2 separate regions of the Mus musculus genome follow, and region 2 is linked to region 1. Evidence: chromatin loops called from intact Hi-C (ENCODE). Cell type or tissue: heart. All regions are shown on one strand. Each heading gives the region's core, and the rest is flanking DNA. Links, peaks and the distances in the headings are about the cores only. Region 1 holds the start of Gm6416 (predicted gene 6416). Region 2 has its middle 19 kb from the start of Parp8.

Region 1 (16,848 bases), core at 5,980-10,979:
AATTTAATCCTATGTCCACTTTGAACATAAGATTATATCTGAAATTATATATGTATAATATAAATTACAAGTTATATATAAGACAATAAAAGTTATATTTATTTTGGTATACCTTTGTTCATGTGATATGCCTTTGTTCATAGCTATGGCCACCATGCTGTGTTACTTACTCAATCCACCAAAATGTTTTCTTGAGCCTTTATCTGATACTAGATATTAGTACTAGACATAGAGTGTGGTCAACAGTACTAAATCCTGTTTATATTTGTGTCCTTCATAGCATTACCTGTAAGGGTAACAAGGTGGTTAACTAATTACCCAGGGTCACTCAGTGTCAAGCTGCCTAAAGTGGTACGGAAAGGAATTCCCTCCCTGAACCCATCCCAGAGAAGACTGATGTCATCTGAGTGCCCAGAATACTCTTTCCTAAGGCTGTGATGTACAGATTCCACTCTGAAGCAATGGTTTCCCAGAAAACTGATAGTGACATCAGCAGAGAGCAGTGAGCACAAAAACAAAACAACAAAACAAAACAAAAACTGAGTTCCAGGCATCTAGGGAACTTGGGCAAAGCTGGAAGAGTCACTGTGCCTTGCATGAATAGAACAAAAATCACACGTTTTTCGGGCTGTCTCTGTTGAGGAATCTTGCCTTTAAAAATCAACCAGGGGAATTTCAGTTGAGAAGAAAACAAAAGGTTTTTATACTCTGAAGCAAGCTCTGGGGACAGTGTACTGGAAGGCAAGTGCAGATCATGGCAGTGTATAAGGATTTTGTGTTAAGTTTAAAGCAAAGGCTCAAATGCTTAGAAATGTCAAACGATTTTTGAAATATGTTGCTTCTACTTGACTAATAATATGAAATTGGCGAGTGTCTGAAGCTCCTTCTGGAGAAAGCACAGAATGAGCAGTCAGCTGTGGCAGGTCTATGTGTCTCAGGGTCACTTACCCTCATTTGCATTCATACCACATACATGTGTTTTTCAGCATACTAACTAGAAGCTTCGCTGTTAAAGAAAAATGAAACGAACCAAATCCAGTGGGAAATCTACACTGAGTGTACAATGGTTTCCATATCTTCCAGTGACTGCAAAACTCATTGTTCCAAAGCAATTTGGAGGGTTAGGGTGTGGCTCATTTGTAGTGTGATTGTCTGGCTTGCTCCAGACCTCAAATTTAATACACAACTGTAGAAGAATTTTAATCTTGTAACATGTGGCTCTGACGAGGGATCTCATTCAAAGATATGATCTGGCCAGAATGCAGATGCTAGGATTATAGTATAATCTGGCTGGAATATAGACCGGCCCTTAGTACATACCTTTAATCCCTAACAATGAGGATAAGGTTAGTTTGTAGAAGGAAGCAGCCATGTTGAAGGTGACATCTAATTGAGGGGCAGACAAAGTGACAAATGTGAGAAAGACTTGACAGAAAGAGTCAGAGCTAGGATGTGCCCTGCTCTCACGAGAACAGCAGAGGAAGAGAGGCTTCCTTAGAGCAATAAGAGGGAAAAACAGCGGTTGCACTGGGTGTGGTGTGTGATGAGCTTGTATGGTAGTTAGTATCAGGACAGTTTTACAGAGACAGGTTACAGAGAGAACAAGCTAGACACAGGTAAAAACAAAACAAGCCAGAGAATGAGAAGGAGCCAGAAGATTAGAATGTGTTGCCAAAGTTAGTATGATGACAGGCAGAGTAATTCAATCAAAGGCTGGATTGAATCAGTCAGCTTGGAAGATTAGATTGTTCAGGGGCTAGAAGCTTCCAGGTCTAGGCCTAGGGATAGTGAGAACAAAGGAAAAAACACTCTGGGCACAGCCCAAGCCGTGTACTCACCCATCTTAGATACATTTTTCATTTATCACTTTATTGGAGGAAATAAAAGCCGCATTTATAACACAACACAAACCAAAACCTATCAAAAAAAAGAGAAGACACTTGAGGTACAATGTCCTGTTCATGAATCACCACACTATGATTCCATCCAAGTGAGGACAGGAGGTTGAGCAAAGCAGTGAATTTCTGTAGTGCAATTTAACATATTGGTTCCGAACCATCAATCACACCCCTGGTCTCTGTGGATTCCTTTCTCCTTCTTTTTGATTTTCCTTTGATTTGTCCGATATTTGCTTTTTTCTTGTTATTTGTCATCCTTGAACCAAGTATATATACACATACCTATATGTATGTATCTGAGCCAACCATACACACACACACACACAAACTTATATATGTGTCTCTGAACAAACCTTACACAAATGTGCCTATATCTGTGTATCTGAGCCAACTATACACACACATACCTCAGACCTTTATATGTATCCATGTCTTAGTCAGGATTTTTATTCTTGCACAAACATGATTACCAAGAAGCAAGTTGGGGAGGAAAAGGTTTATTCAGCTTGCACATCCACACTGCTGCTCACCAGCAAAGGAAGTCAGGACTGGAACTCAAGCAGGTCAGGAAGCAGGAGCTGATGCAGAAGCCACAGAGGAATGCTGCTTACTGGTTTGCTTCCCCTGGTTTGCTCAGCTTGCTTTCTTATAGAACCAAGGACTACCAGCCCAGAGATAGCACCACCCACAATGGGCCCTCCACCCTTGATCACTAATTGACAAAATGCCTTACGCTGGATCTCATGGAGGCATTTCCTCAACTGAAGCTTCTTTCTCTGTGATAACTCCATCCTGTGTCAAGTTGACACACAAAATCAGCCAATACAAGATATCTATCATCTATTTATCTACCTATCACCCATCGTTTTTTTTTTTCATTTTTAATTCTTTAATTTTTTAATTTTTTATTTTTTATTAATTAGGTATTTTCTTCATTTACATTTCCAATGCTACCCCATAAGTTCCCCCAAACCCTCCCCCCCCACTCCCACTTCTTGGCCGTGGCGTTCCCCTGTACTGAGGCATATAAAGTTTGCAAGACCAATGGGCCTCTCTTTCCACTGATGGCCGACTAGGCCATCTTCTGATACATATGCAGCTAGAGACATGAGCTCTGGGGGTACTGGTTAGTTCATATTGTTGTTCCACCTAAGGGTTGCAGACCCCTTTAGCTCCTTGGGTACTTTCTCTAGCTCCTCCATTGGGGGCCCTGTGATCCATCCAATAGCTGACTGTGAGCATTCACTTCTGTGTTTGCTAGGGCCCGGCATAGCCTCGTAAGAGATGCTATATCAGGGTCCTTTCAGCAACATCTTGCTAGTGTGTGCAATGGGGGGGGAGGGGAGTTAGGGGGAGGGTTTGGGGGACTTATGGGGTAGCTTTGGAAATGTAAATGAAGAAAATACCTAATTAATAAAAAATTTTAAAAAATTTTTAAAAAATGAAAAAAAAAAAGGCCACCAACAGATTGGGAAAGGATCTTTACCTATCCTAAATCAGATAGGGGACTAATATCCAATATATATAAAGAACTCAAGAAGGTGGACTCCAGAAAATCAAATAAACCCATTAAAAAATGGGGCTCAGAGCTAAACAAAGAATTCTCACCTGAGGAATACTGAAGGGCTAAGAAGCACCTGAAAAAAATGTTCAGCATCCTTAATCATCAGGGAAATGCAAATCAAAACAACCCTGAGGTTCCACATCACACCAGTCAGAATGGCTAAGATCAAAACTTCAGGTGACAGCAGATGCTGGCGAGGATGTGGAGAAAGAGGAACACTCCTCCATTGTTGGTGGAATTGCAAGCTTGTACAACCACTCTGGAAATCAGTCTGGCGGTTCATCAGAAAATTGGACACAGTACTCCCGGAGGATCCTGCAATACCTTTCCTGGGATACATCCAGAAGATGTTCCAACCGGTAAGAAGGACACATGCTCCACTATGTTCATAGCAGCCTTATTTATAATAGCCAGAAGCTGGAAAGAACCCAGATGCCCCTCGACAGAGGAATGGATACAAAAAATGTGGTACATTTACACAATGGAGCACTACTCAGCTGTTAAAAAGAATGAATTTATGAAATTCCTAGGTAAATGGATGGACCTGGAGGGCATCATCCTGAGTGAGGTAACCCAATCACAAAAGAGCTCACATGATATGTACTCACTGATAAGTGGATATTAGCCCAGAAACTTAGAATACACAAGATACACGATACAATTTGTAAAACACATGAAACTCAAGAAGAACGAAGACCAAAGTGTTGACACTTTGCCCCTTCTTAGAATTGGGAACAAAACACCCATGGAAGGAGTTCCAGAGACAAAGTTTGGAGCTGAGACAAAAGGATGGACCATGTAGAGACTGCCATATCCAGGGATCCATCCCGTAATCAGCTCCCAAATGCTGACACCATTGCCTACACTAGCAAGATTTTGCTGAAAGGACCCAGATCTAGCTGTCTTTGTGAGACTATGCCAGGGCCTAGCAAACACAGAAGTGGATGCTCACAATCAGCTATTGGATGGATCATAGGGCCCCCAATGGAGGAGCTAGAGAAAGTACCCAAGGAGCTGGGGGGATCTGCAACCCTATAGGTGGAACAACAATATGAACTAACCAGTACCCCCTGGAGCTCGTGTCTCTAGCTGTATATATATCAGAAGATGGCCTAATCGTCCATCAGTGGAAAGAGAGGCCCATTGGTCTTGCAAACTTTATATGCCTCAGTACAGGGGAACGCCAGGGCCAAGAAGTGGAGTGGGTGCGTCGGGGAGTGGGTGGGGGAGCTTGTGGGGGACTTTTGGGATAGCATTGGAAATGTAAATGAAATAAATACCTAATTTTTAAAAAAGATGTTTTCTTCTGACATCCACAGTGCACTATGGCCTGCAGACACCTGTACTCACAAATACACATCTCACACACACACACACACACACACACACACACACACACACACACATGCTTGTGCACACACTAATAAATAAAAATTTAAAACAATACAAATTTTGTAATTTATAATAACTGATTATAATTGATAACAAAATATATTTTGTGTTTAATTCTTTGCTCCTAAGTGAAAGATTTATTTTCATCAATTTGTATTATATAGAGTACTGGTAGAAATGTATAAGATGAATTTAAATAAATTTGCATCAGTAGTTCTTCAGGTGGCATGGTCATATTCGTGTTTCACTTGATACCCTATTTCATTATCTCATTTTATTTTGTTTTATCGCTTTCCCAATGTGAAGAATTGATAGTCCTAGCACTGTACACAGACATAGACATGTGTTAGGAGAAATCTAGTTGGACAGATTCCTAAATTTTCCAAATGACTCGTGGATGACAGTATTGGGAAGCCGGATTATGATACTTTTTTCACTCCCTAAAACTGACTATAATATTTAACTGCTGTGAAATGAAACCATAAATTATAATCTGAATGGTGAAGGAAGAAAAGCTGTCAAAATACAGGCAAAATTGTTAAAAATGTAAGTGGATGTGTCTGGCTTAGCTCGATTTAGACCTCTTAAGACTTCTTTACTTTTAGAAAAGAAAAAGAGCTTGAATTTTAAAGTCTAAATAGACTGAAAGAAAATAAATTAGACATTACACTAACGAGTGTCTCAGCCACCCACTTCAGCAATGTCTCCGCCATTAGTTATTTTGATTATTCGTCCAAAACTCTTAATTAAATTATATAGAATTTTGAAAGGAAGAAATAAATTTTCCAGGAAGAATAAATTTTATGAGAAGAAAATAAACTGATGGAGGTTAAATAAATACTTTATTAGAAAACTGCAATTAACACTGATAATAAGAAGACATAAAGCAAATTATGAGAACAAAGTGATTTTTCTTCCTGCTAGGCTATAAAAAATGTTTTTTAAGGGCACATTAATACCATTCTCCCTCTTAATGCATGTTTGGGCACCAGCCCAGGTGCCATTTCTAAAAGCAGTAAGCACTTAGCAGGACCTCCTGCAGAACTACATCAGGAGCATCACTAGAGGGGAGCTGTGCATTCCAGGGGAAGCAACTAGAAGCTTGTAACCTCTAGGGCTATGTGTACAGCAGAGCAAGCAGGATGCTGACTACATTGCTCCAGAAAATTCATTTCACATCAAAAAGCCATATTTGCAACCCAAAGGTTTGAATTGAAACAGCAATTAGTTGGGCTGGAGAGATGGCTCAGTGGTTAAGAGCACCGACTGCTCTTCCAGATCAGTTCCTGAGTTCAATTCTCAGCAGTCACATCTGTAATGGGATCCGATGCCCTCTTCTGGTGTGTCTGAAGACAGTGACAGTGTACTCACATACATAATATAATAAATCCTAAAAAAAAAAGAAAAAAAAAAAAGAGCAAATAGTCAAGTTTTCTACTTGACAGTTGATAGACCTCACAAACAAGATGGCAGAGAACACATACTGAAACATCCAATCTTGTGTGCACTTCTCATCTCTTCCCCTGTATGCTGCACTATAGATAGACATCCCCTTTCTGTATATATGAGTCTGTTATCTCTCTGTCATGTTCCTTGTCTTTACTTACCTACTTCTCCATCCAGATTCTTAAAAGAGAGAACAACAAAGCCCAGGGTTTAGATGTGGAGTTGCCTGACACAACGAAGGAATGTATCACATGGTTCCTGGGATTGTCACCTAGAAAGCCACGGGCACATAAAGCCTCAGCACCTGCATGGAGCGGGGACCCAAGTTTTCAAGACCGACATGTTGAGCATGGGACCTGAGGTGAAGACAGAAGATAGTATTCTTGAAAGTGATGAAAAATATTAACAGAAAAGTGAATAATTAACAAAAATAGAGCAATTACAATGCAAGCCTGCTGAACCAGGACTATGCAACAGATAAATCAAAATTACAGACTGGTAGAGTTACTGGGACAAAACTTTCCCAATCTATAATTCTGCTTGGAATAGTTCAATGGACTAGTTAAGAAAGTGATAGATTAGATAGAAGAAAAGTATTAAAATAGCTAAATTTTATTAACAGTCTCTAGCCAGACACATATTTTAGAGCATGATTCCCCAAACAAACAGAAGGTTTATGCTTTGTAAGGATTTTAGACATTCATATAAATTAAGGGTTTGGCTAAAATCTCTAAGCTGACTACGATTCTCAGAGCTCAGCTGCTAAAGCACTTCTGCCTCTCAAGCAGGAGGAACACCTCTAGCATGAGGACCTGAGTGGGCTTTGCTCCTGGAGGCTATGCGAAAACCCCAGGCATGGGAGCCCCTGCTTGTAATCGGAGTGGTAGGATAGTGGAGACAGGAGGATCCCTACAGTTCCCTTCAGTTCAGTCTATCCTGACCAGTGATTGACTCTGTCTCAAAGAAGGTCAGCAGCATCCCTGAGGATGACACTTGGGGCTGTCCTCTAGCCACCAAACACATGCATATGCACCTGTACACATGTATACTCATAAGCTTGTATGCACATACACGTAGAAAGGTTCTATAAGTTTATAATCAAAGAAGGTAAACTAGAAACAAATAACCAAAACTATCTAATCATACCCAGCAATTTTGGAAATAACATATTGCATTGCTAGGTGATACTCTACTAAATAAATTCGGTGGAACTTTAAAAGTATTTGAAAATCATAGACAATAGACAATAAAGGCACTCTGTACCCTGACTGGTAGTTTTCAGTCAATGTTTGGATAGAAATTTTATATCCACTAATTGAAGGATAAGACAGGCAGAGCAACAAAATGTAGCATTCACTTCAAACAGCCACAGATGTTGGAAGACTGCTCATGAGTTCAAGGTTGACCTGAGCTATCTTGTGAGTTCCAGACCTACTTCACTATGGAAGGAGGCTCAAGTTTATAAAAAGCCACTGACATAGTAAACAAAAGAGGAAGAAATTTTAAATGTAAAACTAGAAATGAGTGAAATAGAAAATGCAGGACTAAGTAAAAATTAGAAATGAGAGTCAATAAACTATGGGCTAATTCACTGAAAGGAGAAAATACCCATTCTTGTAAGAATGAAACCTTCAAGAAGAGGGAAAAAAAACAGTAATAGCTTGGGACATTTGATAGATTTTATAAGAGAATGACACATAAATACGGATTGATAAACTTTGAAACCATAAGCGAAATAATTTTCTTTTAAGAAAACCAAACCAGGAAAAAACCATATGCTCACAAATCTCCCTTAGAAGTCCTTCTGCAAAATGTCTGAATGGTAATAGTGCCTGTGAGGGTCAGCCTTCCATGGCAGGGATGGAGGGGTGCAGAAATAAGACCAAGAAAAGTATAAACAAGACAGAGAGCCTCCTCCTGTAGGTCCACACTGGGTATCTGGGTTTCAACCTAGTGCCAACATATGGTGAGGTGTGTGTAACACAATAAAGTATGATCCCACTGCAGCCCAGGGAAACTGAGGCATTCACGAACAAATTCTCATCTCTTATATGTTTATCATGATCATCTCTTAGAGACGGTAGTTTTCCGCACAGGAGCAGTAAGGCCTCACCACTCTTCAGCTGGTGGCCTGCACAGCGCAGATGAGTTAGCGTTAGAGCATTAACAGCCTTCATCATTAGGCAGCAGAGGGAACACAACATTGGGAAGATCCGTCATAAGGTGTGCCCCTTTGGCTTCTCTGTCTCTTGGGGGCCAAGAGTGCCTTTCCTTATTAGTCACTAGATAAACCATCTTAGTGATTTAGAGAATGTGACTCACGAGTAGGGTAAGATTTCTTGGGCTACAAAGAAAAGAAGTGCACGTGATAGGCAGGAATGATGATAAACAAAAAATTGGCAAGAGAAGAGGAAGCACGCTGCATGTTCTCACACCAAAGAAGGATGGCGCTGGCTCAAGCAGAAGGCTTGACCATGTGTGGCAAAACATTCCAATGGAAGGTTCTGGTGACATTTTAGAAAGCTAAATCCTCAGTAAAGTCAAAGGTAGATTTTTTTTTTTTTTTGGAGCAAAGTGCTGAGGTAATTGTGGAGTAATAGAAAGTGGACTGGTTGCAATGGAGACTAGGAAAAAAAGATAAATATGGGAAGACAGCCATAAAAAAAAAAAGAAAAGAAAACCTTCAGAACTGAAAGGTGTTTCAGAATATCAGCCGCTTTCCAGCCACGCTCAGGTACCTGAAATGGAAAGGAGAAGTGTCTTATGACACAGGGCTAGTTAGTAGCTGTGACAGGAATAGATTTTGATAACTCGGCTCTAGGCAAGCGCTATTTTTAAATTTAGAAGTGCCTTCTTCCATGATAAGCAAATGATTGAATTGTCGTTACGTTTAGGATTCTCTTCCCCTTTCGGGCTTGAAGCTTAAGAAAGGAAGTAAGAAATAACTGCCAATCTTTCTTCTCACCTCATAATTAAAAAACAACAACTTGATAACAGGCTAGACATGATATCGGAAATCAAATGATGACTAAAAGATACATGTCTTCTTTTCAATCTTACTGATTGAGAAAATTAAACATGTCCTGACTGCGAAAATTGAAGAGCTTCTCAACAGATAACTGGGCTGAGACTGAGTGTGCTTTATCCCAAGTGACAGCAGGGTTTAAACGTAAGCTGGGGCAGCCTGGGGCTGGGAGACAAGGACCATGTGGACTTGATCTTCCTCTGCTTATGTGTGCAGAAGTTAGACTTGATTCCGAATGTAATTTATGAACTTACTCCATTTAGCCACATCTCTCCTCTTCCTGCAAAGTATATACTTCACAATTAGGACACAATAGAAACTTCCTAGGTGCTTAACTTCGGACAATTTGATTAATTTCTAAGATGCAACTGTACATAACACCTGCATCGTATTTATAATGTTATATAGTCAGGCAAAGTTATTTTTAAAAGGGAAGTCACAGAGTACTATTTGAATGTCTGGAAAATATGCATAGATACGTTACTTGGTTCCATAAATAAATGACATTGCAACCTTTGTCTTTTTTTAATTAAGTATAAATTATGCAACCTTTTTCTGTAGAGATAGTTACATATCTTAAAATGATCCTTGTTCTTAGTTATTCACGAGAGTGAGATTTCCCCCTTCTCATTTTCTTCCTCTTTAATAATTAGAGTTTATTTCATGTTACTGCTGGCTGTGTTATGTGATTGTTGCCTATTTGCACTTGGGCACATTAACTTTTATTGCTATATGTAAATATTTTATTACATATTTTGAGAGTAGAGAACAGAAGAGTAAGTATTTAGCAAATGCTGGCTTAATAGTGTGTGTAAACTGAGGTAAATAATTATGTAATAATTCCCACTTACAGACTATTAACAACAGTACAGTGTTTCAAAAAGAATTATATATGGAATAATACTTTTGAACATATTTCCCCTCCAAATTATTAATTCATGGGTAATTGAGGTTAAATTATTTAAAACTAATATTTGTTCAATCCTCAGTGTGAGCTGGGGTGTAAGGTATGCTGGAGATTTCCCTGGAAAGTAGGTTGGATGTGATCTCTTCTCAAGAGCACCGCTGTGGATGTGACAATAGAGGATAGGCATGGTTTTCATTTAAGTGGTCAGGGACAGTAGCACTGAATAGAGCCACAGTGGAGGCTCTAAATAGAAAGAAAGATGGGCCAGGTGGTGGTGGCGCACGCCTTTAAACCCAGCACTTGGGAGGCAGAGGCAGGCGCATTTCTGAGTTCGAGGCCAGCCTGGTCTACAAAGTGAGTTCCAGGACATCCAGGGCTACACAGAGAAACCCTGTCTTGAAAAAAAAAAAAACAAAAAAACAAAAAAAGAAAAGAAAAAAGAAAAAAGAAAGAAAGATGGAGTCCCACAAGCAATGGAAACTCCAACTAAAAAGAAAGATGGTGTGCCACAAGCTGGCTGAAGCCCTTTGAGGAAGGAGTCAGGGGCAGAAAACGGAGTGACTAATTGTTACTAACAGGTTCTTTCATGAATCTAATTCAAAATTTTGTCCTCTCTGTAAATGGCATTTTGAGTCTGCAGACTGCCAAGGTTCAAGGCGAGTGAGAAGGGGAGCATTTCATTATTAACCCATACCATTTGAAAACAGACCCAAGACTGAAGAGATACTTACGGGAAAAATACACAAATTCCAATAAGAAGCCGATCAAAGTCACTTCTCAGCAGGGAAATGCAAATTAAAACTGGAGGAGATGACAGGCTCACAAACGCGGCTATAATTAGGAAGACTAACAGTATTGCATCGTTTGGATTTGGAATGGTCCCCAAAGGCCTGAGTGCTAAGAAATTGGGCTCCAGAGTGTCACTGGAGGGAGACTGTGCAGACTTCAAGAGGTAGAGTCTTGTGGGAGATCTTCCCAGCAGTTGGAGGATGCCCTTGAAGGGTCTGTGAAGAGCTAGGATTTTTTTTTCCTGTACTCTTTTACAGCATAGCCAAGGAGAGGATGGTTTTGATCTACTGCCTGAAGACATGCTGTGTCACCACCAGAGCCCAAACAACTGGACAGAGCCAGCACCAACCAAAACCTACAAAGCTGTGAGCCAGAATAAAACCTTACTCTGTGTAAGGGAGTTGCTTTCGGTGTGTGTTCCAGTGGTGTGACTCTAATGCAGAGAATGTTGAGTAGGGCTTGAGGCAGCTAGAACTTGCCTATTGCTTCTGGGTGCAATTATTTTAGAAGATAACTTTTGTTAATTTCTTTTTTCTTTTGTTGTTCACAGATCTGGTTTATCCCTTCCCAGAAGACAAACTGCAACCAGATGAAGTGAGTATAATATCATGAATGATTGTCTTCATAAAACGTTCAGCCGAGATGGGGATCACTTGGCCTTCATCTTTTTGTTATCTCCCAGTTCAAACTGCTCACATCTCTTAAGATCCAGTATCCTCTTGATCTGCCGCTGAGCTCTGCACACTGGAGCCTCAGTAAGCGTATTCTTTATAGCTTTAGCCTGCAGGTGGATTCCTCTCTCAACACTGCTCTCACTGGGCGGGCAGAGAACCCCTGGCCTTTGGTATCATGTCACAGTTTGGAGATGGTGTTCGTTATGTTTCTTACAGAAAGTTTAGCTATATTTAGAAACAATTCCCCATTTTGTGACAGTGGTATCATCACAGAAAGCTTTTTGATTTATTTTTTAACAGAATCTCATCACGTAGCTATGGGTAGCTTAGGACTTGCATGTAGACCAGGCTGGCCTCTAACTCAGAAATGTGCAGGCCTCTGACTCCCAAGTGCTAGGATCAAAAGTGTGAGCCATCACTCTTGGCAATTTATCTCTGTTTCTTACAAAGTTAACCATACACTTAAAATATGATATAGCAACTCCACTCATAATTATTATCTAAAACAAATGAGCATATATGTTCACAGAAAAACCTGCCCACAAATGATCATCCCATTATTGGTGGTAATATATCAATATATAGTGCAATATTACAATGGTATATTAGTCATGGAGAGAAATAAACTACTTATATATTCTATTGTACTGTGTGGAGCTCAGAGTTATCCCTAAAGAAGCTACTGTGCACACATATGTGGTGTGTGATTTCTATATTATTTATATGGACATATAGAATGGAAAAAATGGCTTTGCAGCGATATAAAGTGAAGGCTGGCAAGGCCAGTCCTTGTCTGGGGCGAAAGACAGAAAAGTACACAAGAGGAAGAACTGTCTAGAGTGTGATGCAAATACACCAAACAGTCTCGGTCATGTTAGGGGTCACATGAGTGTGGGCATTGCTCAGGACTCACTGACAGGGGCACATGTTGGCACGTGTAAATTTCACCTCAATAAAGTTCATGAGGATGAAGAACTAGTGATTTCTTTTTCTTGTCTTTCTTTTTTTTTTTTTTTTCTTACTGTGTTTCCAGAGTACAGTAAGTGAAATATTTCCTTTCTCCTAAAAATATTTTTTGTTATTTCAATACCTTTTTACCAACTGACTAGGGGTGTTTCATTGTTTTTTCATTTGTTTGTTTTAAATAAGTTATTTCATGTATCTCAGACTGGCCTCAAACTCAGTCTGTAGCTGTGGATTGCATGTATCACCAACCTGATTAATGTGGTGCTGAAGATTGAACACAGGGCAAGTATGCTAGGAAGCATTCTACCAACTGAATGATGAGACACAGCTATGAGAAAGCCTCTAAACTAGACTAATTTACTGACAGTAAAGAGATTGTGTCCGCATTTTTAAAAATAAATGGATTTGAAGCATTACTCTAGAGTGTGTGCGTGTGTGTGTGTGTGTGCGTGTGTTTAAATACATGTGTATACCCGGGTTTGTGAAGACCTAAAGTCAACCTCCGACATCATTCTTAAGGAGTTGATTGTGTTGATTGTGTTGTTTTGTGGGACAGGATTTGACCTTTTCAGACAGGATAGACAGCCTATATACATCATGGGCTATAAAAGTCACCACTGTATGTATGGCTTGTCAGGGCATGCCTGGTATGAGGACACCCTTCCCTGTGGACAGTGAACGAGGGCTGTGTTGGAGCCCAGCTGGCACCAGCTAGCATGACACCAGAGTGACAGTGACAGTGGAAGACTCCAGGAGCAGGCTCAGAATCTGAGAGGCAGGTGTGAGCATGGGCTCCTGGGCAGGTGCATGACACCCACACTCTGGAAGACAACTAAGCATTTGTCACTGTGGAGGACTTGTTTACTCTAGTTTGGAGGAAATGTGGTGGTAGCAGATGAGAAAGGGAAATTTCCCCTCACAAACTATTTTGGGAAGGGAGTTTACCCTTTTGAGCTATGTGTGTTAGTAAGCACACATTTATCCTAAAGAAAAGACAGGTATTCCTCACAAAAATTGAAATTCGATTTATTTTAAGAGCATTGCTGTGCTTTTTCATACAATGAGTCTATTTGTGATACTTTATCAAACTATAAAACAGTAGAATCCAAAAACTCATCGGTAAAGATCAATATGAAGGATCTAGCTTGACCACATTTGTAACTCAATCCTTAACAGGAAGTAAAAAGCAAGAAAACCACAATGTAGCATCATTTTTATATATGTAAGATGCTAATTTAATAACAGACCAGAAAGTAGAGACATGGAATACTGGAGGTGGAAATGTTTAATTAGGAAGGGAGTGTCAGGGTTGGAGAGATGTGTGAATGGGGGGGAGAATAACACAAAACAAGAGGTGTATGGAAAAGCCATATGGAAACTTACTATCTTGTAACCCAAATACAGAATACCAGAGAGAGATGGAAGGGAGATGCTCTGAATATCTACTTAATGCTTTTCATAGCAGAAGTGGGTTACTAAACAAGTCCTAGTCCCAGGTATGGGACTCCTCAATTAGAGTGCGTCACGAAAGCCCCAGAGCCCCTAACATAATGCAGATTCTTGTCAGCCATCTTGGATGTCCACCAGAACTAGAGGGAATGAACTGCTTAAGATACCACGTGTTTGATTGTAGTACGGAGTAAAAGCAAGATGGGACTGAGCTAGAATCTTGCTCCTTGCTGGCTGGTTTTACAGTGCTTGGAAGAGCTACGTGGGCTTTTGGAAGAGAAAAGGAATCTTTGGTTTGGTTTGGTTTGGGTTTTATTTTGTTTTGTTGTTTTGTTGTTTTTTTGTTTTTGTTGTTGTTGTTTTCTGAGACAGGGTTTCTCTGTGTAGCCCTGGCTGTCCTGGAACTCACTTTGTAGACCAGGCTGGCCTTGAACTCAGAAATCCTCCTGCCTCTGCCTCCCAAGTGCTGAGATCAACGGTGTGCGCCACTGTGAACCCTACAAACCATAGAACCAATATGCCAGACAAGTATGTATCCATCTGTGCAATACCAGCATGATTGCTATGGAGGCAACCAATCACCTTATGATTGGATTTATGGCCTGCTCCACAGTAACTGATGTAGAGAACTCATGTCTGATACTGTAAGCCTGGTTGGCAATCTGTGCTTAGGAAGACTGTAAGCCCAAAGAAACAACAACTACTGTTGTTTAACCAAACTGACATAGACCAAACTACATTTTAAATATCTATGTTTATACCCACAGACAAAAGCCACTCTCTGTGTTAGTGAGAGAACCTTGTCTTTGTAGCAAATGGAAGTAAACACAGAGACTCACCATTGCCCAGGATGCTGAGAACAAATGATAGTTGAGGGTTCATTCCTAAACAAGATATTTACAGCATTGGAAAACACTGTAAAAGAGGGGTTGTGATTATGTCAGAGTCAGGAGATAGGGTGAAGGACTGATAAATGCCACCCTCTAGACTAAATACAGCTATCACAATGGTGAACTCACAATTCGTTGCTTGCGTTAAACCCACATAAGACTTAACTTGCCAACTGTGAGGCATGGAGGGAGGAAGACCTGGTACAGCCCAGTTTTGATTGCTGCACAATTGGCTTTTGATAGATTCTCAGAGTCATTGACTTCAGTTGCATGCCTATAGCTGAGCTCACCAGGTGCTAATAATGGATAACTTCAAACCCATGAGCACACAGATGGCCCCAGTTAAACTCAGTGGGTCACAGAAGAAAGTGAATAGATATAAATATGAGAAAGAGATGTACAGGGGAGGGAACAGACAAACATGGGGAATGGGGAGATGGGAAAGGGGAGTGATGTCAGTCATGTTATATACATATATAAAATTGTCAAGAGAATAAATTAGTATAAATAATTTTTAGTAATAACAAATTATTTATTAAATTGTTTGTTTTTGTTTGTTTGTTTATTGAAACAGGGCCTTATTGTCATCCAAACTTGCCTGGAACTAGTTAAGGATAAACGGACTCTCCTGTCTGTACCGCTGTATGTCACCACTGTGTGTCACCACACCCAAGCTTACTTAGTGCTGGAGATTAGTCCACTGCTTTCTGTCTGCCAGGCAAACTTTCTACTCCCTCAGGAACATCCACAGCCACAACTACAAAATTGTGTTCATTGTGAGTCAAGTACTCTGTATATATAGTCATCATTCTTCCGGTCCAAGATCACCTAAAGTTGTCATCTTTTTTTTTTTTCAATTGAGAATACATTGGTGGAAAACACCCAGTTTCAGATTTTTGTGATGGGAAACGTTGTCATCTCAAGAGGAAATTCTCAGTCACATGTAGATTGCCTTGGAAAAATAGATTCCACTAAATATCTTTACATTATTTAAATGATGTTGTTTGTATAAGTACATTTATAATGTTCACTATTTTCTGTAACTTGGGGAAATGAGGCATAGAAAGACAAAAAGCAGAGAGGCAAGGCTACAAAAGGTTGAGAGACTGAAGAAAGGGTCTGCAAGCTGGAAAATCGATAACTAGCTGCTATTTATTTCTCCCCAAAGCCCATTTTATTGCAAAGCAATTTTTAATCTGTATTTGACCTAAAGACCAGTGAAGGAAGAAGAAAAATACTTTTTCTTCAGTTACATTAGGGCTACCTCAATTGTGTTTAATTCCAACATACAATTTCAATTTTGAGATTTACCAAGTGGGATTCCTAGGGTAGAGATTGATGGTCATTTGGCCTCTTTTCTCAGTGGTTCAGTTGGTTTTGCAGAAAACAAGGACTCTTGTTTGATTTTCACTGTGCCCCATGGATCAACTCCATTTCCATAATTGAATATTACAGTATGGGTATGTCTCTTCACCCCCACAGGTGTGTGCATGTGATTCTCTGCAACACCCACATGACATCACCAACCTGTTTGACTATAAAAACCCTGGATGCCTTCCTGGGCAAAGTATTGATCGTGAATAGCAGAGAAATTAAATTTGTATCTTTATCATATTAAATCTAGATGAAATTATATCATCTGTTGTTCTGTATTATAAATTCTGAGTGTTTGTACATTGATCATGCTGAGAATTATACTTTGAAATTGGGTAGAAAAGTCCTTAATGATTTTTTTTTTGTGACATGTTGGTAATTAAATAGTGAGAAAAATAATTCCTGGACTTGAAAAGCAAGGTAGCAAATGAAGGTTTTATGCACAAAATAATATCCTGTCACCTTCTGCTTAAA
Region 2 (16,848 bases), core at 4,184-9,183, 85 kb before region 1:
ACGTCAGATTTTACTGACAAGCTCTTTTTTTCTCTTCTGGAAAGCTTTGAGGCTTGAACCTGCAGCCTCCTGTATGCTAGACAAAGGCTATCCCACTGAGTTACAGCCCCAGCCCCAGCTGGCAGAATTTTAAAACATTTGAACTTACTTTAAGAGAAGCTAACTGCCCAATTTCCAAATAATAGATTTTTTTAAATGATTACTTTTTTCCTCTTGATGTGAATTTCAGAACACAGCAAAAGATTAAAAAAAAATAGCATTGTTGTACGTCACTAACTTCAATAGTTATTTTATACTACTGTATTTTCTCCAACAACAACAACAGAAGAAAACCCTGCCAGCTTCTGTTTTTCTGATGCCTGTTTAGATGCTGTGAACTGGGTTCCAGCAGAAAGCTCTGCAAAGCCCAAAATCCAGCTTTCTAGGGAACAGGGATCAACGACAGGGAGTGCTTCTTCCACATGAACTACTTTCAATTGCTTGTATCCAGTGGCATTTTAGGGAGATCACTGGCAGGCAGAGACACACCGCAACCTCCTACTAAGGGGTAATCTGATTGGAGGGGAAGTTCACCCTACGGAACAGTTGGGCAACATACTCTGCAATGCACAGGAAGGCAGAAGGCAGCTCTCTAGGGCTCTGGGTACTGCTTCTTGACGCAAGCCTTTTCTGCAGCATGTTTCATTCCTGAAGAACCATGAACTAAACAAACCTCTGTTCTTTTTCACTGTGAGATTGGTGGGTATGGGATCCATTCAGGCTACACCCGGAGTCTCTAGTGTCTTGCCTGACTCTTGACTTCAGGAATTATAGACACATGCCAGTAAGAGAGATGGCTAGCGCTCTAACTCCAGATTTAACTCTTCGTTTTTATAATCTATCTGTACCCATTCTCTCTCTCTCTCTCTCTCTCTCTCTCTCTCTCTCTCTCTCCCTTTATTTAGTTAGTTAGTTAGTCAGTTAGTTTTTTTTTTTTTTTTGAGACAGTGTTTCTCTGTGTAGCCCTGGCTGTCCTAGAACTCACTCTGTAGACCAGGCTGCCCTCCAACTGAAAATTCTGCCTGCCTCTGCCTCCCAAGTGCTGGGATTAAAGGCGTGTGCCATCACTGCCCAGCCCTCTTTGATTTCTAATATAAAGAATTTTAGATTATTTATGTGTCTGTGTGTGTGTGTGTGTGTGTGTGTGTGTGTGTGTGTGTGTATGTTTTTGTTTATAGAGTGAGAAGATAGAAACCATGTCTATTAGCAACCCTTTATTTAATACAGCTCCTTGTTTTATGGTGCCTTCCAACCATAAAATATTTCCATTGCTACTTCATAACTATAATTCTGTTATTACTATTGTATTAGTCAGGGTTCTCTAGAGTCACAGAACTTACAGATAGTCTCTATAGTAAAAGAATTTATTGATGACTTACAGTCAGCAGCCCAATTCCCAACAATGGTTCAGTTGCAGCTGTGAATGGAAGTCCAAGGATCTGAGTAGTTACTGCTAGTTACTCAGTCTCACACAGCAAGCAGGCGAAGGAGCAAGAGCAAGACTCCCTTCATCCAATGTCCTTATATTATCTCCAGCAGAAGGTGCAGCCCAGATTAAAGGTGTGTTCCTTAAACTCAGAGATTTAATCTTCTGGAATCCATAGCCACTATGGCTCAAGATCTCCATAACAAGATCCAGATCAGAAACTTCTATCTCCAAGCCTCCAGATAAGGGTCACTGGTGAGCCTTCCAATTCTGGATTGTAGTTCATTCCAAATATAGTCAAGTTGACAACCAGAAATAGCCACTACAATCCACCCCTTGTCAACTTGACACAAATAATATCTCATGTTCACATGAAACAATAACAAGGTTGTGAATACGCCTAACATGATATAACTATCCCAATTATACATTCTGGAACTGGGGAAATCACCACAGGATGTGTCCAGGGACCTACTGTGAGTCGGACATCAGTCAAAACTCCATTAATCACCTGCCCTCCATAAGCCCCTACTTTAACTAGAGGGCCACAATGTTTCTTGGGATCTCCTGGGATCAGTGTCAACTCAGAACCAGTATCCTGCAGACCCCAAAAAATCTGATTTCCTTTTCCCCAGCGTACAGTTACCCTTGTAAAAGGCCGTAGGTCCCTCTGGGGAAGAACTGGAGAAAGGGTAACAGCAAAACCTTTGGGTGTCTTATCAAGATCCTTTCTCAGCAGAACCTGGCCACCCCTTCATTCAAGGGGTTCCGGATCTGCAAACTGGCTCAAATCTGGAAGTTGATTCACTGGCCGAGATTGCTGTTTACCACTATCTAATGTAGCCTTTCTTTCATTTGTTTGAGAATTTTTCTGCTTATACAGATCAAACAAATATGCAGTAGGCTTCCTATGTATTTCATTCCTGGAAACACCATGATTGATTAGCCAGTACCAAAGGTCCAAGTGAGTCATGCCATTATAAATTTCACCTCTCCTGTGCTGACCATTACTGGGTACGTTATTATAAACATTCTTTTGTCTACGCTGTCCATTATAACTACGATCACTTTGTCTCCAGCGATTCAATGCTGCCACCTGGCCCTTGTTACCTCTGAATCCAACTAAACCCAGTGAATTTAATTCATCTAATTGAGCAAAAGCATCTCCAATGCTAAGATCTGGCACAAGGAAAAGGGAAAGAATAAAACCCTTCAAATGTGCTGGTGCCCCTCTCACCAATTTGCGTCTTATAGAGCTGGTAAAGGGCATATCTTCTGGACCTTCCCATTGTGGACAATTAGGCTTTACACAATAAATCCACTCTAGCATTGCAATTTCCCTAAGTCTTAAAATCCCTTCATCAACACTAAGCCACGGAATATCAGGCATCTCCAAGTCATTTCCAGTAGGCCATCTTTTGATAAACACCTCAGCCAACCATTCAAACAAACTTTTGACACCTTTTTTAACTATGTGAGCGTCCATATTAAACCTAGAATCTCCACTCAGGGGGCCCATGTCAATAAACTCAGCCTGCTCTAGTTTTATGTTCCTTCCACCCTTATCCCACACCCTTAAAATCCATTCCCACACATATTCACCAGATTTCTGCTTGAATGAATTATCAAACTCATTAAGCTCCTTAGTAGTGTAGCGAATTTCCTCATGGACTACACTTTCTACCTCCCATCTAGGAGCCTGTTTTGCTTTGAGTCTGGTTACAGGTCTAGAAGAAACTATTGGTGGGCCTTGAGAAACAGTAGTGAAAGTCATTGCTGGTTTATCAGGCTCTGCAAAATTAATTTCCTCATGTGGGGAAGGCATTATTTCAAGGGGTGGGGCTGAGGGTACTGCTTCCTCAGGTGGGGCAAACCCTTGAGAATCTGAAGATTCAAAATTCTCAACTTCAACATGGTCTTCCCACACATCCCCGTCCCATGTTATAGGATCCCATTCTTTGCCAATTAGTGCCCTTACCTTAACTGTTGACACACTCTGAGGCTGAGACTTGAATTTTCGCTGTAGTTCAGCCAACCTTACAATGAGGGTTTCAGTTTGATTTTCTGCAACTTGAGCTCTATTGCTGCAAGAGAGAAGATTCTCTTCAAGGACACACTTAGCAACTTTTAGATCGTTTACTTGTGTCTGGAGCCTTTCAATTTTATCACACAACTCCTTCCTTTCATTCATCATTTTTCCCCAGATACTAAGAGCAGCCAGCCAGTAAAATCATTTTCTGATTTTTTTCCCCATCTTGTAGAAAGCTTTGTGCACGGAATCACCTAATTCATTAAGAAAAACAAGGGCATTAGTTTCTTTAAGTTTGAAATATAGTTTCAACCATGGGTCTTCAAAATTCTCTGAGCTCCCAGGAAGGAGAGAATCTGGAGAGGTTTCAGTAGTTGAAAATGCTGGTGGATCAACAAGCCAATTCCAGTATTTTAAAAGATTCATCCTTGTACTTCTGTTACTCTAGAACCACTCCAGGTACCAACTTCTGTATTAGTCAGGGTTCTCTAGAGTCACAGAACTTACGGATAGTCTCTATATAGTAAAATAATTTATTGATGACTTACAGTCAGCAGCCCAATTCCCAACAATGGTTCAGTCGCAGCTGTGAATGGAAGCCCAAGGATCTAGCAGTTACTCAGTCTCACACAGCAAGCAGGCGAAGGAGCAAGAGCAAGACTCCCTTCTTCCAATGTCCTTATATTGTCTCCAGCAGAAGGTGTAGCCCAGATTAAAGGTGTGTTCCACCACACCTTTAATCCCAGATGAAAGGTGTAGCCCAGATTAAAGGTGTATTCCTTAAACTCAGAGATTTAATCTTCTGGAATCCATAGCCACTATGACTCAAGATCTCCATACCAAGATCCAGATCAGAAACTTCTATCTCCAAGCCTCCAGATAAGGGTCACTGGTGAGCCTTCCAATTCTGGATTGTAGTTCATTCCAAATATAGTCAAGTTGACAACCAGGAATAGCCACTACAACTATGAATCATAATGCAAATATCTGATATGCACAATGTCTGATATGCCTTCCTCAAAACTGTTTCTAAGCAGCTAGGATGAGGGACTTAAAGTCTGTGCCCACAGTGACACACCTACTCCAAAGAGTTCACACTTCCTAATAGTGCACTTCCAGGGCCAAGCATATTCAAAACATCACAAGGATCTAGTCAAATTCTCTCTCTCTTTAAATAAATATATTTTTTATCATTTTTAATTATGTGTCTGTGTGTGAGTCTGCATGTAGATATGTACACATGAGTACAGGTAACCTCAAAGGCCAGGTGTCTGATTTCCTAGAGATTATATAGTTGTGAGCCACCCAACATGAATTATGTGAATGTAACTCAGGCCCCCTGGAAAAGCAGCAATTGTAGTCTATTGCTGAACCATCTCTGCAGCCTTTGGTCACGCTTCTCGACTGTGTATGGTTAAGGATGATGTATGTAAAGATAGGGAAACCCTAGAACTCTATTCTTTCAATACTCTCTTTCAAGTGCTAGGATTAAAGTGTCATTTTGCTCCACACAACTGAGGGATTAGACTCTCCTCCTAGGAACAAGCCTCAGTAGATGGGCGAAGGATTCTCTGTATCTCTGATGAATTGGGAAAGTTTTATTCTGTTTGCTTTTTTGTGTTTTTGAGATGAATTCTTACTTACCTGAGACAGTTTTTAACTTTTGGTCCTGCTGTCTGCCTCAGCCTCCTAAGGACAGAGGGCACAGAAATACCAACATACTGGGCTGACTTATGAGTTCTATTTATACTGGTGTTTATTAGCCATGAAATGTGAGTGGCATAATCCAGAGAAGGTCACAGCAAGGCAAGATGCAAATGAGAGAGCTGGAGCCTGAGAAGACAGACCTAGGGACAAAGAGCCAAGGTGTCATCTTGCCTGCCAGGCCCAAAACCTGTCCAGTGTTAGTGTTTGCTCCAGAGTCAAAAGAGAAATGCCTCTAAGGGGCTTTCATCAGGGAAATCTGCAAGTTCACACACTTAGATAGATTAATGATAAACAATATAAATTTGTTTATGTGGCACTTCCTTCTTTTGTTTTGTTTTTGAAAAAGAGTCTTGCAGTACTGTTCTCAAAATCCTAATCTTCCAGTCTTAGCCTCCCAAGTTCTGGGATTTGTTGTTGTTGTTGTTGTTTTCTTTTTAATCTGAATTTGTACCTGGAGAGGTGGTTCAATGCTCACGAGCATTTGTTCTTGCAGAGGATCCAGGTTTGGTTCCGTACCACCAGCATGGCAGCTCAGAACCTGTACTTCTGTCCCAGGGATCTGATGTGTTTGCACACTCATGGCTCATGGTTCACACACAGTGAGATCCATACAGGAACACATCAAATAAGATAATAAAATGTTTACAAAAAAAATAAAATCTAAATATCAAGAAATGTCACATTTATTATCAAGAAATGAAACAAAAGTTATCTGTAGCAGATTAGGAGATTAGCTTAAAATTCTTCTGTTTTTCATATTTTTCCTTTGTTTGAAAACATTTTTTCCCTCACATAATATATCCTGACTACAGTTTTTCCTCCCTCTACACCTCCCAGCCCCTCCTCCCCTCTCCACCTATCCAGATTCTCCCCCTTTCTATCACTCACTAGAAAACAAACTGGTTTCTAGTGATAATAAGAAAATGAAATATAATAAGATAAAACAGAAAACTAACACATCAGAATTGGACAAAACAAACAAAAAGAAAAAAGGAGAATGTACAAGAAACAGAGAGCCACTCGGGCATTCCATAAAAACACTAAACTGGAGACCATCGTATGTATGAGAAGGATCTATAGGGTAAAAAGAGAGAAAATAGATAGATAGTGTCTTAGTCAGGGTTTCTATTCCTGCACAAACATCATGACCAAGAAGCAAGTTGGGGAGGAAAGGGTTTATTCAGCTTACACTTCCATACTGCTGTTCATCACCAAGGAAGCCAGGACTGGAACTCAAGCAGGTCAGGAAGCAGGAGCTGATGCAGAGGCCACGGAGTGATGTTCTTTACTGGCTTGCTTCCCCTGGCTTGCTCGGCCTGCTCTTTTATAGAACCAAGACAACCATCCCAGAGATGGCACCACCCACAATGGAACCTCCCCCATTAATCACTAATTAAGAAAATGCCTTACAGCTGGATCTCATGGAGGCATTTCCTCAACTGAAGCTCTTTTCTCTGTGATAACTCCAGCTTGTGTCAAGTTGACACAAAACTGGCCAGTACAATTTACCTCTTGTCAACTTGACACACAAACACATCACTAGTAAGCCTCAACCCTTAGTTTCTTATTCATCCCCAAGATCTAAACAACTTTAAAAGTCCCACAGTCTTTACATATTAAAAGTTCAATCCTTTTAAAATATCCAATATCTTTTAAAATTCAAAGTCTCTTAACTGTGGGCTCCACTAAAATATTTTCTTCCTTCAAGAGGGAAAAATATCAGGGCACAGTCACAATCAAAAGCAAAAATTAAACTCCAATTGTCCAATGTCTGGGTTCGAACTCACGATCTTCTGGGCTCCTCCAAGGGCTTAGGTCACTTCTCCAGCCCTATCCTTTGTAGCACACAGCTTTTCCTCTAGGCTCTAGATGCCTGTATTCCACTGCTGCTGCTGTTCTTGGTGGTCATTCATGGTCCTGGCATCTCCAAAACACTCTATGACCCCTTCAGTCTTGGGCCATCAATTGCAACTGAGGCTGCACCTTCACCAATGACCTTCCATGACCTCTCACAGTGCTGAGCCTCAGCTGCTCTGCATGACCCCTTCATGCCTTCAAAACCAGTACCACCTGGGTAACTCTTACACATTACCAAGTCCAGCCACAGCACAAGGTACAACCATGGCTATCTCTGGAACACAGCCTCTGTGCTCTCAGAAAACATTTCCCAGAAGATGTCACCTCAATGATGTTGGTCTCTTCTTAATCAACGCTAATTTCTTAGCTCCAGCTAACCAGCATCAATAGTCCCAGTAATGCAAAGTTTTCACTTTAGTAGTTCTGGTATCTTGTTAATCACAGCTGATTCTTCAGCCCCAGCTAACCAGAACCACAGAATCTTCACAATCAAAGTAACAATGGCCCTGATAAGAGTCTTTAATCTTCCCTCTGAAATTTCACAAACTGGGCCTCCATCTTCTGCACTGTTCTCAACCTTATCTTCCAAGCGCCTACACAACATCTCACAGAGCTCTTAACAACAAATGGATCTTGTAGCTCAAAGTTCCAAAGTCCTTCTACAGTCCTCCCCAAAACCTAGACAGGTTGTAACCCAGAGTGCCTTCTTGTCCCTAAGACCCTAGAATATAGGGGTGAAGGCTCTATGTTATGTTGTCACCATCTTGACTTCCCCATGATCAATGAGTTGTGCAAGTAGTATCCTCAGAAGCCTTGCTGACAGTTTGTGGAGAACAACCTATATCTTTGGCAACAGCCTAGTTTGTTTAGAGTTCCTATGGAAACCTTTGGGCCAACAAACACAATTAGCTATAATCCAATTCTGGTACTGGAAGCTTCATTTGGTGACAAGAGTTGGTCAGTTGGGACTCTGCCTCCCTTATATTTGGCAATTTCATTTAGATCATATATGTATGTATTTTAGGAAGTGCCTACTTTGTTAGGTTCCATACCACTCTTCAAATGGCCTTTAATTTTAGTTCTCTCTTCCATATCCCTTCCTTCATACCCTCTTCCCTCCTCTCACCATTTGATACTCCCATGTCAGCTCTCCCCCATCCATCCATATCTATGTATTCTACTTTCCTAAGGAGGTCTATATATCTCTTCCTAGTCCCTTACTGTCTATCTAACCTCTGGTTCTATAGATTGTAGTTTGATTATCATTGATTGACTTAACAAGCAATATCCACATATAAGCAAGTACATACCATTTTTGTCTTTCCTCATCTGGGCTACCTCACTCAAGATGACTTCTCTCTCTCTCTCTCTCTCTCTCTCTCTCTCTCTCTCTCTCTCTCTCTCCCATCAATTTACCTGCAAGTTTCATGCATAATACTCCATTGCATAAATGTATCACATTTCTTTATCCATTCCTTTGTACAGGGATATCTAAGTTGTTTCCAGTTTTTTGCTATTATGAATAGAGTAGCAATGAACATGGTTGAGCAAATGTCTCTGTGGTAAGATGAGGTGCCCTTTAGGACACTTCAAGAGTAGTACAGCTGGAGCTTGAGGTAGAACAATCCCCATTCTGTGGAGGAATCACCACACTGATTTCCACAGTGGCTGTACAAGTTTGCACTCCCACCAGCAATGATGAGTATTCCCACTATTCTACGTCATAGCCAGCATGAGCTCTCATTTGTTTTATTGACTTTAGTGATTCTGACCGGTGTAAAATGAAATCTCAAATAAGTTTTGATCTGCATTTACCTGTTGGCTGAGGATGTAGAATGTTTATGTAGGTGTTTCTCAGCCATTTGAGTTCCCCTCAGTTGAGAATGCTCTGTTCAGATCTGCATCACATTTTTAAATTGGTTATTTGCTTTCTTGATATCTAATGTTGGGAGTTCTTTATATATTTTGAATATTTGCCCTCTATCAAATGTATAATGGATAAAAAATCTTTTCCCATTTTATAGGCTGCCACTTTGTCCAAATGAAGGTGTCTTTTGCTATTCCCAACCTTTTTGTTCATAAGGATACATTGATATTATGGTGTTCTGTTCATAAAGTTGTCTTCTGTGTCAACAAGTTCAAGCTATTCTCCACTTTCTCTTCTATCAGGTTCAATTTGTCTGTTTTTGTGTTGAAGTTTTTGATCCACTGGAGTTGAGTCTTGTGTGAGGTGATAAGTATGGATCTATTTGATGTCTTCCACATACAGTCATCCAGTTTGACACCATTCATTGAAGAGGTGTCTTTATTCCAGTGTATTTTTCTGGCTTCTTTTTAATCAAAAATCAGGTCTTTTATAGGTGTGGATTTACATCTGGTCTTCAAGTTATTGATCAAGGTGCCCATTTTTGTTCCAATACCATGCTGCTTTAATTTCTCTACCTCTGTAATACAACTTGAAATCATGGATGCTTATACCTCCAGAACTTATTTTATTATTCAAGATTCTTTTAGTGATCTTATTGGTGGGGGAAGGTCTTTGTGTGTACATATGAGTATGTGCTTCCATATGAAGTAAAAAATTTCTCCTTTCAAGAAATGTCAAGAGTCAGGTTGGAATTTTGATGGTAATTACATTGAATCTGTAGACTGCTTTTGGTAACATGACCATTTTTACTATATTAATTTTCTTGATCCCTGTTGTACCATGGGCTGTTTCCTCCTACCTCAAGCTCCCAGAATAATGACTCAGACTCAAAGTCTATATTATATTCTTTATTAAATTAATTTTATTTAGTGTGTGGGGGGATGCCTGCCTGCACATGGACAATGGAGGGACATGGTACGTGGGAAGATCAGAGATCTTTGCAAGATTTGGCTCATCACAGAGATCAAACTCATGTTTTCAGTCTTGGTGGTAAGAACCTTCACCCAGTAAATCGCCTCACAGGTCCAAGTCAGGTTTCCTTTTTAAAATTAAATGTATCGATTTATTGCATGTGTGTATGCTTATGGGGGGATGTGTGTGCCCTGATATGCATATAGAGATCAGGGGACAACTTGCTAGTGTTGGCTACCACCTTCTCCTGCTTTGTAGGTCCTGAGGATCGAACTCAGGTAGCCAGGCTTGGCAGCAAACATCTTTATTTTTCTGAACTTGACTACCTTGTTGGGTCTTAAAAATACTTCTTAAAGCAATTCTAATGCCAGGGCCTCTCTTCCCATTGATGGCCGACTAGGCCATCCTCTGCTACGTATGCAACTATAGACACACACTCTGGGGGGTACTTGTTAGTTCATATTGTTCTTCCTCCTATAGGGTTGCAGACCCCTTCAGCTCATTGGGTACTTTCTCTAGCTCCTTCATTGGGGGCCCTGTGTTCCATCCAATAGGTGATTGTGAGCATCCACTTTTATCCTTAGTATATTTTACAGAATATTGTTATTTCCTGTTTATTCTTTATTTTTTCAGAGGGGTTACTCCCAATAGATCTGAGAATTTGACTTCAAAACTCATGGAGGGTTGTATTTTGACTGACAACTAAAGAACATGTTCCGATTCCCATCCTCCCCCTGATTCGTTAAGAGAATCTTAGCATGTAGCCTGTCTATCCCAAAACTATGTAATACAAACTGGCCTTAAGCTCAATATGATTTTCTTGCCTCAGCCTCCCCAAGTCTTGGCAAGGTGAGAGAGAGAGAGAGAGAGAGAGAGAGAGAGAGAGAGAGAGAGAGAGAGAGAGAGATATCACCATACCAGACCAAATTCAGATTTGTTTTATCCTAGAAAATCTCAATAGAATTATAGCAAGTTGAATAAGATATTAATTAAAAACGAAAACCATATAAAAATCCAAACATAGAAACTCTAACCCAGACATTTCCAATAGTTGAGCTGGCCATTCATTCTTTAAAAATCACCTATTTTTCATTTGAATCACATTACCTTTAATTCTGTAAATTGGATGTCATATGCCACCAGGCGAACTGCTGTGAGTAATTACACTGTTCACTGCTGAGTAATACGACTTCATCCTCAAAGCTAGGCCAACAGCACAGGAAAATTGCACGACTAGGTCTCTAGGCACTACCTCTTCTTCAGGGAATCACAGCAACCCTCCTGAGAGCTAATGCATCCTTAATCATTTATAGGTTCACTCAAGACCCATTGGAGACATAAGCACATTAGCTCAGCAGCTAAGGGAAACACTTAAAGACAGTAGCAGGGGACATGTCAGACAGAAGAAGGTGGAAAAAAAAAAAAACCTGTAGGAGATAATACAAACGCAGACATTGCCTGCTCTCTGCAATCTTCTGAGCTCTGGGTTAGACTTGGCAACTGTAGACCATACTGCGTAAGGGCAATACCACATTAGGCTGGCTGCAGAACCTAGGAGACTTTAGAATCTCAGAGACAGAGCCTGATAAGCAGCGAACATGCAGAATCTACTTAAGCAGCTCTTGGATGAGAGGCAGGTTTAGTTTTTAGTAAATCTTTGTTTTGTTTGTTATTGGTTTATATGGGGTTTTTTGTGGTTTTTGTTTTGTTTTGTTTTGTTGAGGCACACTCTGACTATATTGATTGCACTAGCCTTGAACTTGAAGCAATCTTCCTCCCTCTACCTCTCAACTATCAGGCTTATAGCCGTGCATTCTCATGTTCTGCATCCATCTTTACTTAATATAAACCACCTCCTTGTCTTTAATAAACAAGCAAATGTTAATAGATCATAATGTAAAATGATGCAAACACTAAAGATATTAATATGTTCTTTTCAGACATCTATTTTCTTCTGTCCTTTGTGGGGGGGGCGGGAACTGACTCATGTGATGATCTCTGGGCCACAGCTAGACGTGTAAGCTGGTTATGAGCTAAATATTTATGCATGTTATATCTTATGTATAATATACAGCTGTATAGGTAAAACATAGCATGTCCTAACTATATGAATCTAAAATTTACTTAGAATATGCTTATCCTTGGGCATATAGGCACATGTGAGATATAACACCATCCAAATGAAGAAATGTCATTTTGTCAGGTGAACACATCTTGGGGCTCAGGTTTCTGATTTCACTATGGGTGACTGAAATGTAAACACACAGAATAGGCATTGTGCTGGTCTCTAAAGCCTCAGAGATTCCCATTCGCACATTCCTCAACAACCTAATTATTAATCCACACATTTGAGAAGGATCTCCTGTCCATCTCTCAATCATGGCCACCAATGCAGAAAGGAACATATGCCTGCAACTAATCTAATCCAAATTTTCTACTTAATCTCTCTCTTTCTCTCTCTGTCTCTCTCTGTCTCTCTCTCTCTCTCTCTCTCTCTCTCTGTGTGTGTGTGTGTGTGTGTGTACATGCTCTGATGTATGTGTGGAGGTCAGAGGACAACTTGCAGGCGTCATTGTTCCCATTTCACTACGTGAATTCCAGAGATCAAACTTAAGGTCACCAGGCATCCGCCAATGCCTCTACCCACTAAGCCATTTTTTGTTGGCCCTATCTTGAATTTCTAAATGTCAAACGTGCAGGAGCCGATGTGTCCGACTTCCGCAGTAAATACATTTACCACAAACATATTTAGTCATTTGTGGAACTATTGAAATGGCTCCGGAGCCAGACTCAAAACTAAGCAGCCAGGAAGTGCACCCCCAAACCTAGCGAGGAAACCACCCCACCACCAGTGAGAAGCAAGCAGCCCGCAGAACAGCAACTGTGAGGCTTGCTCAATCCTAAGCCAACTGCTAAACCACCCTTACAACTCCCACTTGTTCTTGAGACAACAGATACTTTAGCAGCTGTTACACTGCCTGCACAAGAAACAGAGAAAGCATAACTGAATCTGTTTCATTTTTATTAATTCCCAAGTCAAAATGCAGTACTGGCAAACAGATTGACAAAACTGAAATCATATGTTTGTACCCTAGCTGCAAAGGAGGCTGGGGAAGCTAGCATTTGGCATTTTAGCTTCTAAAGCAGGCGGCGTTTTCTAAACTGGTGCACTAGGGAATTCCTCAGAAAGAAAAAAGCCTCAAATGAAAACAGATATTCTTGCTTTGGTTTGCTCAATAACTATACAGACCTTTCCTTTTAAACTAAACATGAAAGACCCAAACTTTCTCCTAACAGAAAGAAACCAATTTTTTTCCCCTTGTAACTGAACATCATCTCCAAATTCAAGAACTCTGAGTGACTTGGCAATGTATGTCAACACATGCCAGGGATGCTGGCAGCTGAGAGGTGGGAGCTGGAGAATCGAGAATCCAAAGTCATCCTCAACTGCATGGGGCATCTGAGGCCAACTGAGCTACGTAAGACCCTGAATCAAAAGGTTCATTTCTCTAAGTCCATCACTGTACTGCCTTGATACTTAACCATTCCTAGCATGCCCTGTATGAAAGAGGTGGATAAAAGAGCAGATGGAAGACTGGGAAGTATTGGATTCTATAGCTATGTGCAAGACAACAGAAGGACACAAACATCAATCCTACCTTCTTACTTCTTTACCAGCGGTTTAGCATGAATGGCCATTTGGCTTCAGCTAAAAAAGTCCGCTAATCAAAGTTGCATCTATGTGCTGATAACCTAGTGATATGATCTTGCTTTGGCCACTGTTTATTCCTTAAAAATAAATAAGAAGAGAAAGGAAGGAAGGAAGGGAGAAGGAGGGAGGGAGGGAGGGAGAGAGAGAGAGAGAGAGAGAGAGAGAGAGAGAGAGAGAGTGAGTGCCGGTGATTAAAGCCAGAGACACAGTGGGTAAAGATACCTGATGCCAAGCCATGGTGACCTGAATTCACTCCCCAGCGCCCATATAATGAAAAGAGAGAACTTAACTCCTTCAACTTGCCCTTTGACCTCCACACTTACACTGAAGCATGCACATACCATGGCAGGTGCATACCAGTAGGCAAGTAGACATACAGACACATGCATGCTCACATACATAAATGTAATAAGATAGAAAGATTTTAAAGCAGGCCTTGAACTCCTAAAAGGGCTGGGATTACAGGTTGTGCCACCATGTCCAGTTACAGACTCTCTCTGCTCTGTCCCTGATTCTGTCTGTCTATCTGCCTCTCTCTTTCTCTCTTTCTCTCTTTCTCTCTCTCTCTCTCTCTCTCTCTCTCTCTCTCTCTCTCTCTCTCTCTCTCACACACACACACACACACATTTAAATTGAAAATATACACCACAGGTTCATGTGTTCAAAAACCTTGGTCCTTTAGACTCAGAGGTTATAAACAAATAATCTTAAAGAGGATTTAAAGTTGGAAAGGAATGTGGGGTGGAGGATCCCAGGGATGTTGAAGAACAGGTTGGGGCCAAGTATGGTCAAACCACATTGTTGCGTGGATGACATCCACAAAGAATAAATAACATCTATTATTTTTCTTTTTTAAAGTCCTGGTTCCTGTCTGGTGAGGAGAGGATAGAGGGCTCAGGTGATGAAATCTGGATGGAGGAAGAAAGTGACCGGAAGTAGGGGTAGATGAGCCTTTGGAGGTAAAATCCAGGTTCTTCCTCACCCTGCTCCTCATGTCCCATAAAGGGAGATGCTTTGCTCCGCCATTTGGATTTTCTCATCACTGCCCTTAAGAAATGGAGACAGACAGTTACAGAGCGGAGAGAGTGAGGAGGCTGCGTCTGGCTCCCGCTCTCACAGCCATTGCAGTACATTGATCTCCATAGAGACAGCACTGGGGCAAGCGAGAGCCTGATAGGCACTGGGAGACTCTGTGCCTTGCGGAGGAAAATCAACTAAACATGGGCAAAAGAGATCCTAAGAAGCCGAGAGGCAAAATGTCCTCATATACGTTCTTTGTGCAAACCTGCCAGGAGGAGCACAAGAAAAAGCACCCGGATGCTTCTGTCAACTTCTCAGAGTTCTCCAAGAAGTGCTCAGAGTTATGGAAGACCATGTCTGCTAAAGAAAAGGGGAAATTTGAAGACATGGCAAAAGCTGACAAGGCTCGTTATGAAAGAGAAATGAAAACCTACATCCCCCCTCCTCAAAGGGGAGACCAAAAAGAAGTTCAAGGACCCCAATTCGCCCAAGAGGCCTCCTTCGGTCTTCTTCTTGCTCTGTTCTGAGTACCGCCCCAAAATCAAAGGTGAGCATCCTGGCTTATCCATTGGTGAAGTTGCAAAGAAACCGGTGGCGGGGTGGGGGTGGGGGGGGAGGAGAGAGAGAGAAAGAGAGAGAGAGAGAGAGAGAGAGAGAGAGAGAGAGAGAGAGAACTGAATCATTCTTAGAGGTTTATCCACATCCTTTCTACCAATCTTGTCAACAATCTTTCTATTTTTTTTCCTTCCATTCCCTTAATCATCTAGACAAGTTCTTAGGCACCAGCTTTACACCTGACCATAGGACATCTCCCTGGAAGACACAGGTCTGTACAAGTCATTCCCATCTTCTCAAGGGATCGGAGAGTTGACTTGCTAGGGTTCCTTCATGGTCAGCAGCTTCTGCCACTATGTTTTGTTCTGTTGCTAGAACTTGAGTTTCTATGATGACTAGGACCAAACCAAGAGTTATTTCTAAAAAAAAAAAAAAGTTACATAGTCAGAGACTGACGTCTACCAAGACAAACCAAAGAGCACAGCAATCTGAACCAGTTAGAAATCATTCTCTTCATCTTGATAGCCACAAAGGGTGGCAGCAGCGTTATAAGCCACAAAGGAGCGACTAGGTGAAGAAATTGAAATCTCTAGAATCTAGAGACATCAAAGCATCAAAACTCACACCTAAAGCTTTGGGTGGCAGTATATCAAAAATCACCAATTTGGTGGATGTATTTTGTCTGTCCCATACCATCAGTATGAAGAATGTATATTAGAGCTAAGGCTGGGAAGATGGCTCAGTGGATAAAATGACTTGGTAACACAAGTTGGGGATCAGAGGTTTAGATGTCTAGAAGCCACAGAAATATCAGGTGGGTGTGGTGGCACAACTGTAATCCCAGACCTTGGGATCTGTAGAGCAAGCTGACTAGACAGACAGCGGAATCAGCAAGTTCTAGGTTCATGCGAGGTATCTTGCCTCAGTACATAAGATGGAGAAAGCAGAAGTAGATTGGAAAAGGCACCTGATGTTGACTTCTGGCCTCACATGTCCACACCCATGACAACACTCCTATGCACATGCACACACACACACACACAAAAGAACACAATTTTTAAATATATTATGCTAAAAGGTTACATTATACAAGAAAAGGCAACCATGGGGTTATTAAATAATGGGACTATCAATAGAAACATCGTAATAGAAATGAATGTGATACAATTATAATGCAATAAAAGGCTACCCAGAATAAAGTTAATATAACAAGACAGGACTAATGCAAAACAGAGAAGTCCAGATGTGATGGCTTATGCCTGTAATCCAAGCACTTGGGAAGATGCAGTAGGGAGAGTACTATGAGTTTGGGGACAGGCTGAACTACAGAATACAGGATCCTCTCTCAATAAAATCACAACACCAAATCAAATCAAAACACTGCAAGCAAAAAAAAAAAAATGTGTTTGGATGAAACAGAAATCCTTACTAATGGGCTGGGAAGGAGATCAGTCATGAAGTCTTGGTGAATATATTGGGTTTCATCCCAAACACCACAGATAACGAAGAGGAGTAAAGAAAGAAGAAAGAAGAGAAGGCCACTTTACTGATATCATGGTATTTAATGAGAAATCCTAAAATTCCTTGCCTTGGGGTTGTTTGTGGCTTGATGCTGTCTTTGAAACCTGATGTCTTCCTTCCTTTGCTTTGGCTTCCTGGCCAGC

What was found. A loop is a pair of places that touch in the nucleus more often than their neighbours do. Peaks named below come from ENCODE experiments on the same cell type or tissue, not always from the same donor. Only the 100,000 strongest peaks of a DNase experiment are listed, where the experiment ranks them.
Region 2: a loop joins it to region 1, with 3 times the contacts of the local background. A loop is called at or near these places in 2 of 42 quality-filtered maps.

What each region holds. Positions count from the first base shown.
Region 1 is chr13:117,118,879-117,135,726 of GRCm38, forward strand. It overlaps Gm6416 (predicted gene 6416), which reads left to right and starts at 11,147. Exons shown (of 4, transcript NR_046023.1): 1 at 11,147-11,184; 2 at 11,279-11,386; 3 at 11,572-11,615; 4 at 15,575-16,848. In heart, for the core only: no CTCF peak of the experiment used is centred there; no DNase peak of the experiment used is centred there; H3K4me3 peaks cover 523 bases; H3K27ac peaks cover 1,329 bases.
Region 2 is chr13:117,035,905-117,052,752 of GRCm38, forward strand. It overlaps the pseudogene Gm29767. Among named protein-coding and RNA genes, the nearest start is that of Parp8, 19 kb to the left of the region's middle. In heart, for the core only: no CTCF peak of the experiment used is centred there; no DNase peak of the experiment used is centred there.